2 separate regions of the Homo sapiens genome follow, and region 2 is linked to region 1. A link is a loop called in an ENCODE intact Hi-C map of the cell type or tissue named here. Cell type or tissue: K562. All regions are shown on one strand. Each heading gives the region's core, and the rest is flanking DNA. Links, peaks and the distances in the headings are about the cores only.

The links. A loop is a pair of places that touch in the nucleus more often than their neighbours do. Peaks named below come from ENCODE experiments on the same cell type or tissue, not always from the same donor. Only the 100,000 strongest peaks of a DNase experiment are listed, where the experiment ranks them.
Region 2: a loop joins it to region 1, with 4 times the contacts of the local background. A loop is called at or near these places in 2 of 110 quality-filtered maps.

The regions. Positions count from the first base shown.
Region 1 is chr6:152,997,578-153,008,478 of GRCh38, reverse strand. It overlaps MTRF1L (mitochondrial translation release factor 1 like), which reads left to right and starts at 5,770. Exons shown (of 7, transcript NM_019041.7): 1 at 5,770-6,052; 2 at 9,850-9,929. The coding sequence starts at 5,794. It overlaps RGS17 (regulator of G protein signaling 17), which reads left to right. Exons shown (of 5, transcript NM_012419.5): 5 at 1-4,020. RefSeq lists enhancers at 5,413-5,522, 4,613-5,613 and silencers at 5,843-5,952, 5,963-6,022. In K562, for the core only: a CTCF peak has its summit at 5,539; a DNase peak (open chromatin) is centred at 5,658; H3K4me3 peaks cover 3,736 bases.
Region 2 is chr6:152,870,203-152,881,103 of GRCh38, reverse strand. LINC02840 (long intergenic non-protein coding RNA 2840) reads left to right here and starts at 5,107. Exons shown (of 5, transcript NR_183508.1): 1 at 5,107-5,397. In K562, for the core only: a CTCF peak has its summit at 5,917 (motif pointing left); DNase peaks (open chromatin) are centred at 4,693, 5,943 and 6,683; H3K4me3 peaks cover 2,296 bases.

The sequences.
Region 1 (10,901 bases), core at 1,775-9,774:
ACTCGGGCTGTTATGATGTTATCCAAAGGTAGTAGAGATGCTCTGACAGTGTTGGAGTGTGCACATGAACAACAAGAGCAAAACACAACTTTGATACTAAAGTTACGAAATGCAGAAGTCAAGACCATAATGTGATGTTTTTTTTTTTTGAAATCTTAAAATATGTACATAGAATGACCAGTTCTGATATGCCGTCTTAGTGCATGGATGTTTATTAGTATCCTTTAATGCTGCCTAGGTTCTGACTTACAGAATGAAATACGTGTTGTTTATCTACCTGATAGTTCAGTTTTGCCAAAGGACTATAGGGATAAGTGAATAATATTTATTTATTAGGAGCAAAAATACATTTTCATCCCATTAAGCTAATTTAAAATAATGCCTGATTTTTACTTTTGAGTTTATCCATTTTTCTATACCTTTAACTTATTTATACTTTAAAAAATCATATTGTAATTGTGACAAATTATATCTCAAAAAATACCAATTATTAGATGCTTTGGTGTTGAAATGTAAAAGAGAAGGAATTTAAAATACAATCAAAAAAGTCAAAAATAAAACGTATTTGAAAACCACCTAAAATTTCTTGGCCAGGCACAGTGGCTCAAGCCTGTAATCCCAGCACTTTGGGAAGCCAAAGAGGGCGGATCACTTGAGCTCAGGAGTTTGAGACCAGACTGGCCAACATGGTGAAACCCCGACTCTAGTAAAAATACAAAATTAGCCGGGCATGGTGGTGGGTGCCTTTAATCCCGGCTACTTGAGAGGCTGAGGCAGGAGAATCGCTTGAACCCAGGAGGCAGAGGTCGCAGTGAGCTGATATCATGCCACTGCACTCCAGCCTTGGCAACAGAGTGACTCCATCTCAAAATAATAATAATAATTATAATAATAATATTTTTAAGTCTTAGACAGAAAATGCCTATAGATAGAAGCCTATCAAACATGTATTTTGAATACTTTGATCTTGACACATTGCCTAATTATTTTGAAAGATGGTAAAGATATTTCCAAAAAATATTTTCGCCTATCTGTTTACATTGACAGTTTACAACCATAATTTTCTAAGTATATTTTTCAAACATGTATTTTTGTGTTTTCCATCTTCAAATTTCTGACCAATGGGTTTGTTCTCCTGCAAAAACAATATCCAATCTGCAAAAATTTTTAATTCTTCACTTGCTACAACTGCAAATATTTATCAATAAAACTGATAACCCAAAACTTGCTTCAGATTTTCCCTGCAGTGCTTAAAATATCCTTGCAACACAAGATGGTGCACAATGACAAGTATTATTTCTGAATACCCAGATTTGATTTATTTATAGGTATTTTTGAAATTATTACTCTTACAGGTGTAGTCCTCTCCAGCCCCAAGTAACATCTTTTCAGATGAATTCAAGAGGCTGTTCAAGACTTTGACTCTACTGAAAACACTACAAAAGGCAAAATGTTGCCCTAGGTGATAGAAGGTCCCAGTTTGGGAACTGATTTTCTTCCTATGACAAAAGCTATAAGATGAGTAAGGTTACTAATGGAAATGTATGTCCACAGATTCACTTAGGGAGCATAGTGTAAAAACATCAGGAACTTAAAATTACAAATTTGATTTCAAGTTATATTTCTGTCTCATGTGACTTTGGGCAAATCATTTATCTTCTCTGAGTTCATTTCCTCATCTGCAAATGACAAATAAAATACGTAATTATCAGGATAACTATGAGCATTAAATAAAACAAACGTGGAAAGAATAAAGTGTGGCATACATTATTATTTTATCAAAGTGCATCACGTCAATAATTGTTATTGTATACTTGTATTAAATGTCACTTTAATGCACTTTCCCCTATTTTTTTCCAAAACATACGTTAAACATCTGATTTAGCTACTCATCAAAACATACAATCATGTTTTAAGATGGAACACTATATCAGTGTTACTGCTTTTCTCAATAATGTGATCCCAAATCAGTACTTTCAGTTCACCATCACCTCAAATCTATAGAAATGTTTCTTTCAATGACATAGATAGATAGATGATTGATAGATAGATGATAGATAGATGATAAATGGATATACAATTATAGGTTAAAATTAAAGTTTAAATAAGATCAATCATTTGAAAGTTTTATTTCCAAAGGAAATAAAACAACATTCCCAAGGACAGAAATAATATCAAATTACTTGCTAAATATATAAATGAGTTATAGGGCTAAGACTAAGTTATAAGAGATTGACAATTAGAAAACACTCTTTTTAATATTAAGGTGGTATGATTTTCTTTAACAATTTTACAATGAAAATAAAAACTTAATAAAAGGTGGTAATGGGCCAGGCACGGTGGCTCACGCATACAATCCCAGCACTTTGGGAGACTAAGGCGTGAGGATCACTTGAGCCCAGGAGTTCCAGACATGTCTATGCAACAAAGTGAGACCCTGACTCTAAGAAAAAAATAAAATGTATAAAATTTAAAATAGTAATGTGTCCATTAAACCTTTTATTTTAGAGTAGTTTTAGATTTACAGAAAAACTCCAAATAGAGAGGTCCCATATACATCTATGGGCATTAATGAGCCAATATTGATCATTACATTCATACTTCATTCAGATTTCCTTAGTTTATAACCTAATGTCCTTTTTCTGTCCCAGGATCCCATTCAGGATACCACATTACATTTAGTTGTCATGTTTCCTTAGGCTTCCCTTGGCTGTGACAGTTTCTGCAACTTTCCTTGTTTTTGATGACAGTTTTGAGAAATAAACTGGTATTTTGTAGAATGTCCTTCTATGGGGATTCGTCTGATGTTTTTCTCGTGACTAGACACAGGTTTTTGGTTTTTGAAAGAACACAACGGTAAAGTGCCATGCTCATCACATGGTATCAAAGGTATATGCCATCACCGGGACTCGTCTTAGCTGTGACAGTTTCTCAAACTTTAGGCTACTCTTAGCTGTTGATGTTAACCTTGATCACTTAGCTGAGGTAGCATCTATTATATTTCTCCACTGTAAAGTAATGCGTTTTTAAAGAGATTATATTGAAGGTAAATTTTCTGGACATTTACACTGAGCTAAACAAATTCTAAACACTAATATTAGGTTCCACTAAGTGATTACTAATAAATGCTATAAAGAAAATACAGTGAAGTGGAAAAATAAAACTCCAGAAGTCTTAGCCTGAATATTCACCTAATAGAGGTGAAAGTGAATTTTTCCCTTGAACTGTCTGCGCAATTTACAATAATCCTCCACATACTTTGGATATTAAAGATCTTATCTTACTAATTGTCATAAGAGGTAATTTAAATTTAAACTAACCATTTTGCTTATTGCATTTTTATATTGCCCTCCACTAATCAATGAACACTGAATATTGAAATAATGTAAAAGACCTATTTCCCGCTAGCTTTAACCGATTTGTCATAAACACCTTTCTTGTATATGATTTTTAAATGTTTGCTAAATATTAAAAAGAATTCAATGTGTTTGGTTTTGTAAAATTACATATCGAATGTGTATAATTTTTTACTACCATGTTCATCACACTTAATCTATATCCATATATTGTACTCCACCAATATTTATCAGTGGACAATAAAGAAGTTTTGAATGCATGAATGCAACTTAAGAGGCACCACACTTGGTTATTTTGCAATGCCAGAATAACGGTGGGTATTCACAAATTGAATAGATAATCCAGATTATGTTTCCTCCAATTTAAGTTTTTCTGGGTTTTTTTTTCCCCCTTCCTAGAATCAATTTTATCATTTTACCTATGTACAATAATATACTTCTGGAAAATGCTAGAATTTTCACCATGTAACAGAATTTGAGCATGACAGTAATGTAAAAATATTCAGAAGTCTCGAACTATAGGTTTGAGTTTTCAAAGTAAATCAAAATACAGCTGTTTTCATTTTACTAGATTGTGGAAACCTATGGATGTTATTGTAAAATGCATATGCATTACACTGACTTTCTTAAAATGTTTTGAATTAATAAAGAATTCAACAATGTATCCTTAGAAAGTTACTGTTTCCTCATTGGTATATAACACTATAGGAATAAAAGGTACACTTCTATGTGTTACTTAAATTGCTTATGCACTTGGGGGAAAATAAAATTCTGGCTAGATTCTTTACATTGTTCTATAAGGTTTTAATTATTAAAATGTTTCACCTTTTATAAATAATAAAATATATTGTTGAAATGACTTATGTTCTGAGAACTCAACTGAGAGATATACCATGTTGAGTTCAAGTGATTCTCACCATTTCCATGGTTAAGATAAATTCAAAGTTAAGTTCAGACTTGGGAAACAATTGTTCTAATAGAGATAAAAACATCCTGATCAGTCCTGTTCTATCCTCAGATCAGGATTAAAATAAAATGGGTTTCAACAGCAGAACGATTGTATAAAGTTGTGTAGCTTGAATACACAAAGTGAAAAGAACTGAGATAATTAGGTGGAGCCTTTAAGTAGCAAAAAACTATTTTTGCTTCCTGATGTTTGAAGAGTCATTTCATTCTTCCACTCACTCTGCATTTGTTATCGTGCTAAGAGATGAAAAGAGAGAGGCAATGCAAACGTTATTTTCTAAGAATGTTTATACTTAACAGTTTCGATTAGATGACCTAAGGATATTTTAACCTTGATAAGGGTTCCCATTTTTTACCATTTTATTTTTTATGAATAAATTAGAAGTTTCGTACTTCTAATATATCACCTCTCTCAACAGTGAAATACCACTTAGTAGACGCTGCCCAAACCAGTTAGGTAGTGGCAGTTCTCAGATTGAGCGTTTAGCCCTTGCATTCCCAGGACTGTCTTGGTTGTGTTTATTCCCTCATATTTATTTCTCCGTTGAGCTGTGAACAGGTCTTTTGAAAAGTGCAAAGCATTGTGCCAATAAATGTCGGTATTGCTGGCACCTATCCGCTACCAGTTCTTTGGAAAGGGATGAGGGTTGGACTCCTGGAGGCAGATATCTGAAGGCTTTGTTGGGCTGTAGGTTGCTGTAACACGGAATCACTCCACCTCTTTAAAAAGCTGACGATAAGTGGGACTAAGTGAAAATGAATGGGCAGGTGAATAATAAAGTCCTTTGAAAGCAAGTAAATGACGCGGCAGATGAAGGGCACGCACGTCTATTGTGCAAATTCATTCAGTGGTTATCTCATAATACACTTATCAAGTCCTTATTACCACGAACCTCACCCACCGTGGACAAGAGAAACATAAGCAGGAAAAAAGGAGGAGGAATAAACACACGCCTGTCCATAATAAAACTCGCTCTTGAAGACTCAGCGGCAGCCCTGCACCGGAGACTGACGACTTGCGCGGCTGTGACCTCCGCCCTGCAGCGGACCCTCGACTGCCCTGCACTGCGGCTCTGGAGGCCCCGACTCAGTGCATGGGAAAGAAATCCTCACTATCAGAAAACAGAGGGGCAATCTGCTGCTCTCCCTTTCCGGCCAAACACGTCACCCATCAACCGGATACCTACCAAGAGGCTTTCAGAGGAGGCGCCCAAGGTCTCCCAGGCCCGCCCCTCCCCAATCACGCTCCGCTCAGCCCCCTCAACTTTTGGCCTCCGGGAAGTTCGCAGCGTTCTCACGCTTGGCAGGAAGTTCCCGCCAAGGCTTCCGGAAAATCCTTTAAAAAGCAACGCTTGCGCTGGGCGGGGCTTGGTGCGCTCTCACCCTTATCTCCAAATTCTGGGTGTTGTCGCGAGGGCTGCTGTGTCCGGAACTTCCGGTTCCGGTCAGGGTCCGCGATCTCGGACTAAGGATGCGGTCCCGGGTTCTGTGGGGCGCTGCCCGGTGGCTCTGGCCCCGCCGGGCCGTTGGCCCAGCCCGCCGGCCCCTGAGCTCCGGTAGCCCGCCGCTGGAGGAGCTGTTCACCCGGGGCGGGCCCTTGCGGACCTTCCTCGAGCGCCAGGCGGGGTCTGAAGCCCATTTGAAGGTCAGGAGGCCCGAGTTGCTGGCGGTGATCAAACTGCTGAACGAGAAGGAGCGGGAGCTGCGGGAGACTGAGCACTTGCTGCACGGTAAGGGTCGGGCCCGGGGGAGAGGCGTCAGAGCACATTCTTGACTCTTCGTTTGACTTTTCCACTGCCCACACTACCCGAGTTTGAAACTCTTTACTCACTTGCAGCCGTTTTTATTTTGGATCAGAGGTCAGGACATCATTACGTGCTGTGATCCCATCCTCTCCTGTGGGCTCTCTTGTGCTCCTTTGCCACGGCGCTCTGCCGCCTTTTACATGCTTATTAGTTGTGGACTCGGGCAAGAGCTCATTAGCTCAGCAAGGATAAATAAGGCACTGTCCCTGTGATGGGCTCCACAGCGGTGTTTCTCAAAGTGTGGTGTGGAGACCCATTTGCAGTAGTATCAGGGCAGTGCTTGTTAATAGCAGACTTAGGACTCAGAATCTCAGACCTATACGTGGGTAAAGGTACTAAATTGGGAAATTCAGTATGGCCTAAGTATAGAATAGGTGGGAGATGATGTCATAGAAACATGAAGCCAGAAAAATAGTTAAGAACCTTGCAAGACAAAGAATTTGGATTTATTTTTTATAGACCATGGAAAGTTAGCAAATGTTTTTAAGCAGAGAATTCACGTCTTTGTAAAGAAAAGTTAATGGTGGCATGCGCTGAGGATAAATTGGAGTATTCTCCAGAAACGCTGGTGGCTGACAGGCCAGGGAGGAGGCAGTTGAAACAATCCAAAGAAGAAATGGTGATAGGCATAGTTCTGACTCACAAAACATTTTGAGAAACAAGTTAGGATTTAGTGGCTTATGCCCTGAGAAGGATGAGGGAGAGAGTTAGTTCTAAGAAAAGTCTTAGGTTTCTGGCTTCAGCACGAGTGGTACTGTTAATTAAGATGAAAGTATAAAAGTTGGACCGAATTTTTTAAAAAGATGAGTTTTGCATTGAATGCCATATTAAGTTAAAAATACCTGTGAAAAGGAATTCCAATAAAGATATCTGTACTAGTCTAGGAGAAAAAATTACTGACATAGGAGAAAAATTGAGCCCAAATAATCATATGAGAGCTCTCGAGATATACAGTACGTGGTAAATTAAACCTTAGAAGTAGATGAGAACACTCAGGGAAAATGTGTTAAGATAGAAACAAGTCTAACAAGGCCAGAAATACACAGTATTTGAGGAGCAGGCAGAGAAGAAGGCTATAAAAGGTCAAGAAAAAAACAGCCAGAGCTTTGTGACCCTGAAGTAGATAAATAAATGAAGCTGTAGAAGCCAATAGAAAATTTCAAGAAGTAAGAGATCCTTGGCCAGGCGTGGTGGCTCACGCCTCTAATTCCAGCACTTTGAGAGGCTCAGGTGGGCCGATCACTTGAGCCCAGGAGTTCGAGACCAGCCTGGGTAACATGGCAAAACCCTGTCTCTACAAACAATGCAAAATTAGCTGGGCATGGTGGTGCGTGCCTGTGGTCCCAGCTACTTGAGAGGCTGAGGTGGGAGAATCGCTTGAACCCGGGAGGTGGAGGTTGCAGTGAGCCAAGATGGTGCCACTGCATTCCAGCCTGGGTGACAGCGCAAGACCCTGCCTCAAAAAAAAAAAAAAAAAAAAAAAATCCGTAGTACCTGACATAGAAAGGTAAAACAACCTTTTCAGCTCACACTGAAATAAGTCTTTAGATTTGGCAATTTTGTCATTGGTAACTTGAATAAAAATGGTCTTGATATGATTATAGAATCCAGTGTAACAGCTTGAGAGGTAAATTAGAGTTAACAGGAGAAAAGTTATAAAAATGGCATTTTATCTCCAGAAATCTGGGTGGGAAAAGAGGGGTGACAATAAGCAGCTACTTAAAGGGTTGAAAAGAAAAGGACCCATTTAGAATGGGAAACCATAAACATCTTTATAGGCAAAGGGGAAGGCAGGCACATGGTAGGTGTCCAGTAAACATATGTTGATTTATAATATTCAAGAGAAATTAAAGAAGTAGTATATTACCATTGCCTGTGAGTAACTCCTAATTCTAAACCCTTTAGAGCTGCACTGTCCAATATAGTAGCCAGTAGCCACACAGCTGTTGAGCAATTTGTGGCTAGTCTGAATTGAGGTGTGTAAGTGTAAAATACATATAGATTTCAAACACCTGGTATAAAAAGTAATATGTTTATGTTAATTACATGTTGAAATAATATTTGGAGCATATTGGGTTAAATAAAATATAGTATTAAAATTAAATTACTTCTAGACTCTAGTTCCAATCTCCTTAGCTTTGCAGAACTGAAAGGCACCTTAGAGATTATCCAGCTCAGAACTTTCATTTCATTCTTGTCATAACTGAAAGAAGTTGAGCCTATTGCCCTAACAGTACCTTAGCGATTAAGCTAGGGCTAGAATTCATTTTTGCTTTTCCTAACACATTTTCCATTCTACCAAATTTCTTCCATACCATATGCTTGCCAAAATAATTTTCAGCAGTGCTTCCTGTACTTGCTTATCTCAGTTTTGCTGTTGTTATTCTCTCTCCTTGAGTTAATCTTTTTTTCCTTTTTCTGCCCATTCCAAAACCAACAGATTCCTTCAAGGCACAACTGTTTTAATATTTAATCACATAGTGTATTAGTCTGTTTTCACACTGCTGATAAAGACATACCCAAGACAGGGTAATTTTTAAGAAAAAGAGGTTTAATAGACTAACAGTTCCACGTGGCTGGGGAGGCCTCCCAATCATGGTGGAAGGCAAAAGGCACGTCTTACATGGCAGCAGACAAGAGAGATAACTTGTGCAGGGGAACTCTTCTTTATAAAACCATCAGATCTTGTAAGACTTATTCACTATCATGAGAACAGCACAGGAAATATCTGCCCCCATGATTCAGTTACCTCTCACTGGGTCCCTCCCACAACAGGTGGGAATTGTGGGAGCTACAAATCAAAATGAGATTTGGGTGGGGACACAGCCAAACCATGTCACATAAGGGTTTAGGTTATTTTTTGTTTTTCTCTTCTAGAAAAATATAAGGAAACTAAAATTATCTATAATGCTCTCTTGAGGGCAGGTCTTATATATGTATTATCCCACTTCCCAGCATGGTTGTTTCTTAATAGATAAGCATACAAACTGATGCTTTGTAAGGGTTTGAACTTTCAATAGAGAGAACAATTTGTTAATAGCCAGAAATTTTCCCTTTCCTCCTCCTTTATATATGCTGCATATCATCTATAGGGTAGAGGAATGAGAAAGTATGTTTTATAAGGTAAAAATGAAAATTCAAAGATGAAACAACAATAAAGGTAAAGCCAGAGAGAGAGACAGAGGAGTACTTCGTATAAACATTCTGTATACATTAGGCAGAATCTAATAAATGTTTTTGGGTGGATACTAAAATACTAATGAAACATTTGCTTATAAGAGAATAAATTTCTACTTTTTAATTGAATTTTAGTTTTACTGGTGTAACCTTCTGTATCCCTTCTGTCTTATTAGCTAAATGCATTCGTTATTATACAGTCTAAGTTGGAAGTCTAAAAGCATATTTATTAAGGTGAATATTTCATGGAGATGAAATTATGGAAGAGTTTAGCTTCTTTATATTTTTATAGAAATTTGTACTTGTACTTTATCAGAAAAAAAATTTTATACTTACATGCTTATGAAAACTAATGTATAAAATGGTGAAATTGATTGAAAGGACATTTATTGAAAGGCATTTATTGAATGGTATTTATTGAAAGGACAAGATATACATTTTATTTTTCCCTTCAGCTATAATAACCATAAAACTATTTCCTAGAAGTCTGCTAGCAATTTAACACTAATTAAGGAAAACCTTAACTTCTGCCCTTTTTTTCCTAGATGAGAATGAAGATTTAAGGAAACTTGCAGAGAATGAAATCACTTTGTGTCAAAAAGAAATAACTCAGCTGAAGCATCAGGTATGGTATTTCTGCAAAGAATAAAGCATTTGTGCTATTCTTAGGCATTAAAGTTTATTAAAGGTTTATAAAAACAAGTGACTAGCTTGTTACTGTTTAGAATAAACTGGGTTTTTTAAATTTATTTTCTAGATTTATTGAGGTATAAATTGACCCCCAAAATTGCATATATTTAAGGTATATGATGTGATGTTTTGATATATGCATACATTTTGAAATGATTATGACTATCAATAAACTGGTTTTTAAAGAACAAACTTCACATGGTCCTGTTTTCATCATACTAAAAGTACTGTAGCGCTCTCACAGAAAGATAAATGTCACAGTGATAGTATTTTCTGGAAAGGCAGCGAAATAGTGGCATATCTTCCCTTTTTTTTTTTTTTTTTTTTTAAGAAGACTGGAGGTAGACATGGGGCAGAAGAGGTTATATGAAAGGACTTCAAAAGTTTGTGGAAAACTGGAATTAAAAGATAAAAAAATATATATATAAACTTTAATTTATTGACATAAGTGCCACCAGCTATCAAGTTCAAGACACTTTGGTAAGCAAAAAGGTGATATACCAGCATTTAATGCATCCCTAAAGAACTGAGGGTCCTGGGAATTTAACCATGTCAATGTAGTCTTTTTTATATTATTAACTAAAGAACAATGGGTACCCTTTACAAAGTTTTTAAGATCAGGAAACAAAAAAAAGGAGGAGCCAAATAAGGACTGTAACATGAGTGCCTATGGATTTCCCATTGAAGCTCTCAAAATTGCCTGTTTGATGAGAGGAATGAGCAGGAGCACTGGTGTAGGAGAGGACTCTGGTGAAGCTGTCCCTGGTATTTTGCTAAAACTCTGGCTTTCTCAAAACCCTCATAGTAAGCAGATACTGTTCTTTGGCCCCTAGAATGTCAATAAGCAAGGTGCCTTGAGAATCCCCAAAAAGACTATTGCCATGACTTTTGCCCCTAGCCAGTCTGC
Region 2 (10,901 bases), core at 1,066-9,065, 130 kb after region 1:
TTAATTTTATTGAAGGCCTTTTCTGTATCTAATGCAATAATCATGTGGTTTTTGTCTTTAGTTCTCTTTATGTGATGAATTACATTAATTGATTTGCACATGTTGAGCCAGCCTTGCATCCTGGGGATAAAGCTGACTTAATTGTGGTGGATAAACTTTTTGATATGCTGTTGTTGGATTCAGTTTGCCAGTATTTTATTGATGATTTTTGCATCAATGTTCATCAGGTATATTGGCCTGAATTTTTCTTTTTTTGCTGTATCTCTGCCAGGTTTTGATATCAGGATGATGCTGGCCTCATAAAGTGAATTAGGAATGAGTCCCTCCTTTTCAATTGTTTGGAATAGTTTCAAAAGAAATGGTACCAGCTCCTCTTTGTACCTCTGGTAGAATTCAGCTGTAAATCCATCTGATCCTGGGCTTTTTTTGTTTTTTTTGGTTGGAAGGTTATACATTACTGCTTCAATTTCAGACCTTATTATTGGCCTATTCAGAGATTCAACTTCTTCCTGGTTCAGTCCTGGGAGGGTGTATGTGTCCAGGAATTTATCCATTTCTTCTTGATTTTTTAGTTTATTTACATAGAGATGTTTATAGTGTTCTCTGATGGTTGTTTGTATTTTCTTGGGGTCAGTGGTGATATTCCCTTTATTATTTTTTGTTGTGTCTACTTGATTTTTCTCTCTTTTCTTCTTTATTAGTCTAGCTAATGGTCTATTTTATTTTATTTTTTCAAAAAAACCAGCTCCTGGATTCACTGATTTTTTGAACGGGTTTTCATGTCCTTATCTCCTTCAGTTCATCTCTGCTTTTGATTATTTCTTGGCCTCTGCTATCTTTGGGGTTTGTTTGCTCATGGCTCTCTAGTTCTTTTAGTTGTGATGTTAGGGTATCACTTTGAGATCTTTCTAGCTTTTTGATGTGGGCATTTAGTGCTATCAATTTCCCTCTTAACACTGCTTTAGCTGTATCCCAGAGATTCTGGTATATTGTCTCTTTGTTCTCATTGGTTTCAAAGAACTGGATTTCTGCCTTAATTTCATTATTTACCCAGGAGTCATTCAGAAGTAGATTGTTCAATGTCCATGTGGTTGTGTGGTTTTGAGTGCATTTCTTAATCTTGAATTCTAATTTGTTTGAGCTGTGGCCCAAGAGACTGTTTGTTATGGTTTCAGTTCTTTTGCATTTGCTACTTCCTCATACTTCTTGTTCAACCTGCCCTCATTTCCTCCAGCCACCATGACCCTTTACAATCCTTAGACAGGTCAATCATGCTTCCCCTTAGGGTATGTTTGTTATGTTTTCCACTCCTTTGGATTCTCTTGCCTCAGATAACTGCTTGGCTGACTCCCTCTCTAACTCAAGTCTTTGCTTAAATTTCACCTTTGCAAAGTGGCCTCTACTGACAATATTAATACTAAACTTTTACCATTTCCCCTTCCACCATCTTGCTGTCCTCCAATTCCAACCTTCCTTTCTATGGTAGGTCATGCTTTACTTCTTCTTTATTACCGGCACTAATTACCTTCTACAGCATATAATTTACTTATTATTGTGTTGTTTGTTGAATCTCAGCCTGCTCCCTCCAGAACACAATCTCCTTGGGTTTAGTATTTACATTTGTTTTGTTCCCTGATATATCCCAAGTATCTAGAATAAAGCCTAGACAATCATATGCACTCAGTAAATATTTGTGGAATGAATTAAAGTTCATCATCAAATTGAATTTTTAAGGGACTTATTGCTAGGAAATGCCAAAATCTAAAAAGAGAGTCTTGAGTGCTTATAATCAAAAGCAATCATCAGCTCTTCCAAGTATGCCAAAAGGAAGAAAGGTCCTAAAGCCATGCAGCCCCAGAAGAGAATCATCCCCCATCCCTCTGCCCCTGACTCCCCACTCCCCCACCCCCAGGGTCCCTTCAGGTGTGTCAAGAAAGTCTTCAGAGCAAGAACAACTGTAACCAACCAGATTGCCTCTGGGGGCCTCATTTTACTGTAGAGCAAGGAATCATTACCCTTCCTTCCCACGGGGATGAGTATCACAGACCAATCAGCACTCTGCGGCTCTTCCTCTTCTCTATTTTTCAAGGGAAGCTCTTATTATGATGAGGATATTGTTATCTTTGAAGGTGGTACTTTGAGTGTGTTGGGATGATAAGATTTCTCATTAATTGGGACCATTGACTACTTCTTGGGCCATGAGGAACCACAATTGGAACTAACCAAGAAGAATTCACGCCCCTAGAGCTCTTAAACTCAGCACAGAACCCAGAAACTGGACATGACTGTTGGTGTCTCCTTGAAAAGACAATAGTGTATTATTTATTTTCAATTGAGCATAGAATATTTGTATGGGACTACATGTATCATGTTTGGAATTGGATGTATGCAGAAAAAGAGAAAGTGTGTGGACCTGGGCACTGATGAGGATGGTTTGTATGGAACAATAATTATTAGTTTAAATTTTTAAAATGGAAACAAAACACAATCAGAAACATGTACAAATTATAATAGATTGATGGCATATTACAAAGAAAATAAACTCAAGTAACCAACACTTAGATCAGGAATGAATACAGGCAGCATTTCAGAAGCTCCTCTGCCTTATGCCAATTGCATGCCCTTCTTTCTCCTCAGAGGTGACCACTCTCCTGACCTGTAACATTGACCTCTAACATCACAGATTACTTCCGCTTGTGTTTGGCTTTAATAAATGGAATCATGCAGCTTGTGTTGTTTTTGTATCTTGTTATTTTGAATAATATGTTTGTAAGATTATTATGCTTTTTTTTTTCAAATACCAGGGCTTTTTTTTTTTTTTTTTCCATTTTCATGCTGTATAGTTTTCAATTACCATGTATACCACAATTTAACCATTCTACTGCTTATGGACATTTGTTCTTTTATATACATTTTGGAATATGTGTATACATTTCTACTGGTTATTTAGGAGTGGGCTGTGGATTTGCTGGGTTATAGGGTAAGTATTCCTGCATATATTCAGATTTGGTAGATGCTGATAAACACTTCTTACAGGTGATTGTACCAATTTGCACTCCCACCAGCAGTCTGTGAGAATTTCATCTATTCTGCAATTATCATCAGTTGTTTTAATTTTAGCCACTCTAGTGAAGATGTAATGGCATTTACTGTGATTTTATTTGCATTTTCCTGCTGACAAATGAGAAATAAGCACATTTTCATTGTTTGCTTTATTTTGTTTTCGTTTTTTGACCATTTGACTGTTCTCTTTTACTGTTAAATTTTGTTTCTTATTGATTTACAAGAGTTCTTATATATTACAGCTACAAATCAACCTTTTGCTAATATATGAATTGCAGATATATATACCCAACCTATGGATCAATTTTTCACTTCCTTAATTTTATCATTTGGTAAACAGAATTATTAAATTTTAATGAAGCTTAATTTCTCTACTTTATTTTATGACTTTTGCATTATTGTGTTTTCATTATGGAGTTTTTGCTAACCATAAGGTCATAGAGATATTCTTCTATAATATCTTCCAGAAGCTTTATTATATACCCTTTTATATTTAGCTCTATAGCAAATGTGGAATTGATTTTTATAAAAAGTACAATGTTAGGAGTCAAGTTTCTATTTTTTTCTATTTTAATGTACATTTAAATAGCACCATCTATTGAAAAAAAATACCATTTCCCTATTGCTTTGCAGTGCCACTTCTCACAAAAATCAAGTGTTCACATATGTGCAGGTCTGTTTTTAGACTCTCTGTTTTGTTTCATAGTCTATTTTGGTAGCTTTGCACCAATCTTATACTATTTTAGTATTGCCAGTTAATATTACCAGTCAACTATTGATTTATCATAACACAACTCTTCTAACTTTATTCTTTTTCCATAAGACAATTTTGGTTTTTTCCTGGACTTTTGCATTTTCATATATATTTTAAGATCATCTTGACATATTCTATAAAAAATCTTGCTAGGATTTTGATTGACAATTTACTGAAGCTATAGATAAATTTGCAGAGAATCAATATGGTAACATGATTGAGTTTTCCAATTCACGTACATAGTACACTCTTTGATTCTGAGGTTTTAAATTTCTTTATCAACGTCTTATAGTTATTTTTGTAGTGATCTTACATGACTTTTGTTAGATTTATTCCAACTATTGGTAATTGTTTGACGCTATTATAAGTGATGTGTTTTTAAATTTTACGTTTCTATTTTGTGTTACATAGAAATGAAATTGACTTTTAAAATTATTTTTTAATTTGTATTTATTTTTATTTTTTTATTTCCATAGGTTTTGGGGGGAACAGGTGGTGTTTGGTTACATGAGTAAATTCTTTAGTGGTGATTTGTGAGATTTTGGTGTACCTATCACCTGAGCAGTATACACTGAACCCAAATTATAGTCTTTTATCCCTCCCCCCATAATTGATTTTTATATAATAAATTTGTAAATAGAAATATTACTTATTAATTTACTTATTAAATGTACTTATTAATTATAATCCTTATGGATTATTTTGGATTTTCTATGTTAATACTAATATCATTTGCAAATAAGGACTGTTTCATTCTTTCCTTTCTAACCCTTATACATTTCATTATCATTATTCATAGTAGTTCTATTCCATAAGATGTTGTAAGTTATATCCTATAAGGTAGTGACAAACATTGGATTAGTGAATGCTGAATCATTGCTCCAAGGAGAAATACAAGGTTAAGTTGCTGTGCACCTCTGATCACAACTTTTTAAATCAATATATCCACGTAATCTTGTTTAATATATATTATTGATTCATTAGCATTGAACTCATGGCATTCGACACCGTAACTGATGCCTAAATAAAGTTTATGTGGCACATATTTTTCTACATAAGGCATATCACAGCTTTCTGGCTTTGTAACAGTAGATAGCACTTCAGCAGTATGCTTGGGGGCTGTTTTAAACAGTATAATCGCCAATAAAAATACAACAATGTGGCACTAAACAAACCAAGGAAAGGACACTTATTTTATTTTATTTTTTTTTTCTGAGACGGAGTCTCGCTCTGTCGCCCAGGCTGGAGTGCAGTGGCGCGATCTCGGCTAACTGCAAGCTCCGCCTCCCGGGTTCGCGCCATTTTCCTGCCTCAGCCTCCCGAGTAGCTGGGACTATAGGCACCCGCCACCACGCCCGGCTAATTTTTTGTATTCACAGTACAGACGGGGTTTCACCGTGTTAGCCAGGATGGTTTCGATCTCCTGACCTCGTGATCCGCCCGCCTCTGCCTCCCAAAGTGCTGGGATTACAGGCGTGAGCCACCGCGCCCGGTGGAAAGGACACTTTTTTACAGTATGAGCACTGAAACAAAAAGGCAAAGCAAGGTCTGTTCACCTTCAGCTGAGAACGTGAGGATTGGTGAGTCAAATTTTGCACTGCTCTACAGGTGCCTGTCAATGTCTGCAACAGTGCAGAACTGATTTTGGGTGACAAATTTCAGCCAGTAGGTGAATCTGCAAAAACTGAATTCTTTTGCAGATAACTTACAGTAAATTAAGGGACTTCTCCTTTATTAGCAGTTATCAGGGTTTTTTAAACTATTAATGTCTATTTTATTTAGTTATAATTAAGTGAAAACCTCTGCCATTTTCCCGAATGAGAAGACAATTTTCTTGTCAATTAATTTATGAATTTAATGTCGTTCCAATTCCAAATCTAAGAGGTGTGTGTGTATTGTGCATGTGGGTTTGTGTGTGTACAAGGGGTGATGGGGAAGGAAACTAAAAAATCATCTTTACAAAAATTTAAAAAAATCTTAAGAGTGTCCTACACTTTCGGTGGAAAATACAGTTACATTTTATATAGATTAAAACATTGGCTTTTACTTTTATTGTCATACTTCTTAGGAATGTATAGTGGACTTTGTTATCTGTACCCAGCTCCCCCTTCAGGCGTGGAGGATTGTCACTCCAGCTGCTGGCTGTGCTGCCGTCTGATAGCTCTCAGCTGTCAGCTCTCTTCAGGATTCTCTCTGCTCACAACAGGCACCTTGTCCAAGAACCCACCCTATTCCCAGAGCAGCCCACATCCAATAACTGATCTGGGCGTATCCTGGCCCAATACTCTGTCCATGCTGGAAGGCTCCTCACTTCAGAATGTCCCATGGGATAATCTGAGGACTTCATGGAGACTAATTTCCCTCTCTGCCCAATCTTACTTCCTTCCCTTCCACTGTGTTGAAACCAAGAACACTTTTTAATAAAGTCCTGCATATTGATCTCCACCTCAGAGTTGGCTCCCACCTACCTTAGGGCACCTTTAGTATATAGTGGGAAGGGCCCAGGTATGCTCAACATCCTGCAATGAGGACTGTCTTGCCCAGCAAATAATAGTCTTGATTTTGTACAATTTTTAAAAATACACCACCAGACATTCATGTACTTAGAAAACTTTATAATTTTCAGAGCCTAGAACGGAGGTATTTTAAATATATAATTGCAGAGTATATTTTGCAAGATTTTATGTTTTACTGATTTTTATTAGCAATGCAACTACAATGTAAAATGAAAGAAGTTTGTGTTGTGTTTTGTTTGGAATTTTCCCAGTCATTGTTCCCTACTGCGAAAACTAAAGGCAGTAACATGCGTGTCATTCATGGCGCTTGTGTTAACACAGCACACTGATAGTAGACTCCATGTACAGCTGTTTCACCCATGATAAGTCTGTATTCAGGGACAAACATCTGACTGTCTTATCATGTATTCAAATTCAAATATATTTGTACGTTCATAACAAAATATTGACTTATATGTTATTTTATATTAAATTACTTTTATTTTCTCTCCCTCATAATTAAGACAGTATATTGATTATTTTGCAATCACAGGTGTATCAATTCAATAATTTTGTGAAAGCTCCTATTCCAATTTCCCACAAAATATCCTTTTTAGTTTATTTTTTAAATTTTGGATTTAGAAGCCAATCAAATACTGGGTTTTGTTGTTATGTCTCTTTAGACTCTTTGTTCTAGAATGGCTCTTCCACATACGCCCTTTGTGACACTGATTTTGTGCAGTGGTTTTGTGCATTGTCCCACAATTACATATGTCTATGATTAGGATTTCTTTGATTGTTTCCTCATTACCAGATTCTCTTTGAAACATTTTTTGGGAAGAATAGTCATAGGTGAAATGGTGTTCTTACCAGTGGGTTACATTAGGAAGCAAATAATATCAGCTTGTCCTATTACTGTTACATTTGATCACTTGGTATTCTTCCATAAAAACAACTTTCTACACTGTGTAATTAGTTCATCGTTTTTGGGGTAAGACCTTTAAATGATATGAATATCCTGTTTTACAAGAAAATTTGACCCAATGGTTTTAGCATACATTGATGATTGTTGCCTGAATCAATGATTCCACTGGGAATTCCAAAACAGTAATTTTCTAATTCCAGAATTTCTTCTGGACGTATTAGCTGTCATTCTTTTGTCAAGAAGAGTGTGCTTTCCTTCCTTTCCCTGCCTTTTTTGAATATCAATCATTCAGAACTTTATTTATTTGTTTATTTATATATTTGAGACGAAGTTTTGCCCTTGTTGCCCAGGCTGGAGTGCGATGGCACGATCTCTGCTCACTGCAACCTCTGCCTCCCGGGTTCAAGCGATTCTCCTATCTCAGCCTCTCAAGTAGCTGGGATTATAGGCATGTACCAACACACCCAGCTAATTTTGTATTTTTAGTAGAGACAGGGTTTTGTCATGTTGGTCAGGTTGGTGTTGAACTCCTGACCTCAAGTGATCCACCAGCTTCGGCCTCCCAAAGTGCTGGAATTACAGGCGTGGGCCACTGCGCCCGGCCCAGAACTCTATTTATTTTAAAATTTTATGCCTTATAATATATTGTTTTGATCATTATTTTTTACTGAAGTTCAGCCACATTTTGCTAATGGTAACCCTTGGATCTTGTTTTGGGGCACTTTCTTACTTTGTGGCAAAACAAAATGTTCTGTTCTCTCATTGTACTCTTCTTCTTCTGACCGATGTGCTTATTGCTACTGCAGGTGTCACTGCTTCTAGACTATATATAAATCTATTTATAAATCTTTCATATAAATCTACCTGTCAATTATCCATCTATTGAGAGTGAGTAGTTCAGACTGATATCTAGAATTTTCATTCAATATATAGAATTCTTCCTTTCCATTTCCATATCTTGTTCGACAATATCAACGTACATACCATTGACTCTTATCTATAATACAAAAAATATTTTCAGAATTGCTCCGCTGATATCACATCAACAGCAAACTAACCAAGTAAAGTTCATGATTTCTTGGCAGTCCTTTCTGTCTTTAGACTATATGCCCTTTCTGTTTTTAGAATATATCCCACTTAGGGAATAATCAGGATATATCCCACTTAGGGTATAATCAAGTTACTTGATTTAATATTTTTCTATATGATTACTTTATTAATTTGATATAGCTATATAGGCTCATTTTTTTCTGACTGGTGTGCTATTTTAGTTTTTTTCTCCAATTCTTGTGAACGTTGTTTTATTTTTGGGACTGTGAAAGTAGTAACATGTTCAAAAGTAAAGTTTATATAAAAAGATATGCTCAGATAAATCTTATTCTCCTCTTGATTTATTTTCTCATTTCCCCTACCCTTTTGTGGTAGTGCATGACATTAATTTTAGATTTACACTTCCTTCCTACCTTCCCAGGTTTTTTTCTGTACAAAGAAGTAAATACATATATATCTCTCCTCTTCTCTTTTTAAAATAAAAGTTGCATACTTTTTTTTGCTTTTATCATTTAATAAGTATGTTAAAAATCATGCCATATCAAAAATTACAGACCTATCTATTCTTTCCAGTGGTAGAGTATTTCATTGTGTGGATGTAATGTAGTTTATTCAACTCTTCTCCTATTTATGAGCAATGAGGTTGTTTCTAGTATTTTGCAGTTTAGACATAGTGCCACAGTGAAAACCCTAATTCGTATGTTTTTGTATTGTTGGAGATATACGTTTAGCATTAATTTCTAGAAAAATGAGATTGCTGCAGCAAAAGGTAAATGGATATGTTGTTTTGTGAGTTATTGCTAAATTCTGCTCCATGTAGATTTCACCATTTTGCATGTGTGTATGCAATTATGTATGACAGAACCAGTAATGTACCATAGAACCCGTTTGCCATAGTCTTGTTGACAGTGTGTAATGATATTTGAGAATGTGATAGATGCCATACATGATGTCTGTTTATTTTTGTTTCTCTTGTGTTGAACATCTTTTCATGTGTTTAAGTGAGGTTGAACACCTTTTCATAAGTTTGAGTATCATTTCTTTATATGTCTTTGTGAGAGAGAGAGAGAGTGCGAGAGAGAGAGAGAGAACTGGGGAGTGAGGAGGCAGGGGAGTTATTTGTGCCCTTTGCCTATTTTCTTCATCTGGTTTTTATATTTTTATGTTTTCCCTCATATTTTAAGAGTTATTTATATGTTATTTTTTGCCATGTACTTTTTGGTTTCAGTTTTGGCCCTCAGATTCTTCCAAACCTTATTTCACAAGAAAAATATATAACATGACGAAAAGAGACATGGAATCAAGGCATGTCATGTAGTTTATTTTTCCTTGCTTGTTACTTTTATGGAGTCTTCATCTGTAGATTTCGGCTGGTTCAGCAGTCTTTGTCCAATGTGTGTGGAATGCTGTCCACACCTCAGAGGAGCACTTGAGAAATGTGCACAGAGGATATACCACATGAGTAAATGGCTGTGGAGAACTAAAGCAATTTCTATTGAGTACTTAGTTAATTCACTCAAGTAGATAAATACTTTATGAAGATTATTAAATTGTTTTATTGAATTTTTGTAGCAAACACAGCTGTGTTCTACTATTATATAATTTACCTCTTATTAAGGAAGTACTTTAAGAGTATGATTGGGTCCTTGAAAACTATACAATGCATTGGACAGTCGTAATGCAAAGTATTAAGATAGAAATACAACGTTCATTGCCATCAGAACAAGGGGTTTTTCACTGCATGTGTTAGGTGTTGGTTTAATGAAACTGGTTTATTTTCCTCCGTCATCCCTTTGACAATTTTTATGTATGTCATTCCTTCACCTAAGTAATTTAATGCATTCTTTCCAGTGCACTTTTCATTTGCTAACTAGTTATCAAAATACAAATAAATGCCATTAAAAACTCAATTAACTTATTAGATGTATATGCTTGAATTTGTGGATTTCTTCTTAAACTCTTAAATCTGTGAGAGCATCAGCATGTGCAGGCCAGTTGCTTTAAACAGACTGCAGAAGATTCAGAAGCAAGGCGAACCTAGAAAGGTTATTTAGAGCTTTGTTTTTAAATGTATACATTCAAATTTGTTTACAGAAGGTTACCCTCAATATAGACATTTTGGTAAAACAGGAAAAGATGAAAAAACCCTACCTAGTTCCAACATACTTAAACATACAGGGTGTGGTCATTTTAGCATGATTTCCTATCTATTAGTCCATACATAATTTTTTTTTAACATATGTATCTGGCTTTGTGTGTCTCCATTTATAATATTCTGTAATATTTTATTTCACCAGATGTAAAATAATTTATATGACATTTCAATAGTATTGTATTTTTTCTGTATTTTAAAATGAATTTACTGTTTAATTCAATGTAATCTTTTCATTTGACTCTTTAAACATTTGTAGCAATAGCTATAGAAGAGAAGAAAGTACAATTAAAACCTTGAATACCAGGTGAATTGATTTTAAAAATTGCTGTATTTATTGGTTTAGTCTCCTGTGGTACAGCTAAGAATAAAAAAATGATGTAGACCTGAATGGTTGATAGAATTACACATTCTTCTTCAGAAGTCAATGGTAACCTGTTTCAGGATGCATATATTTATATA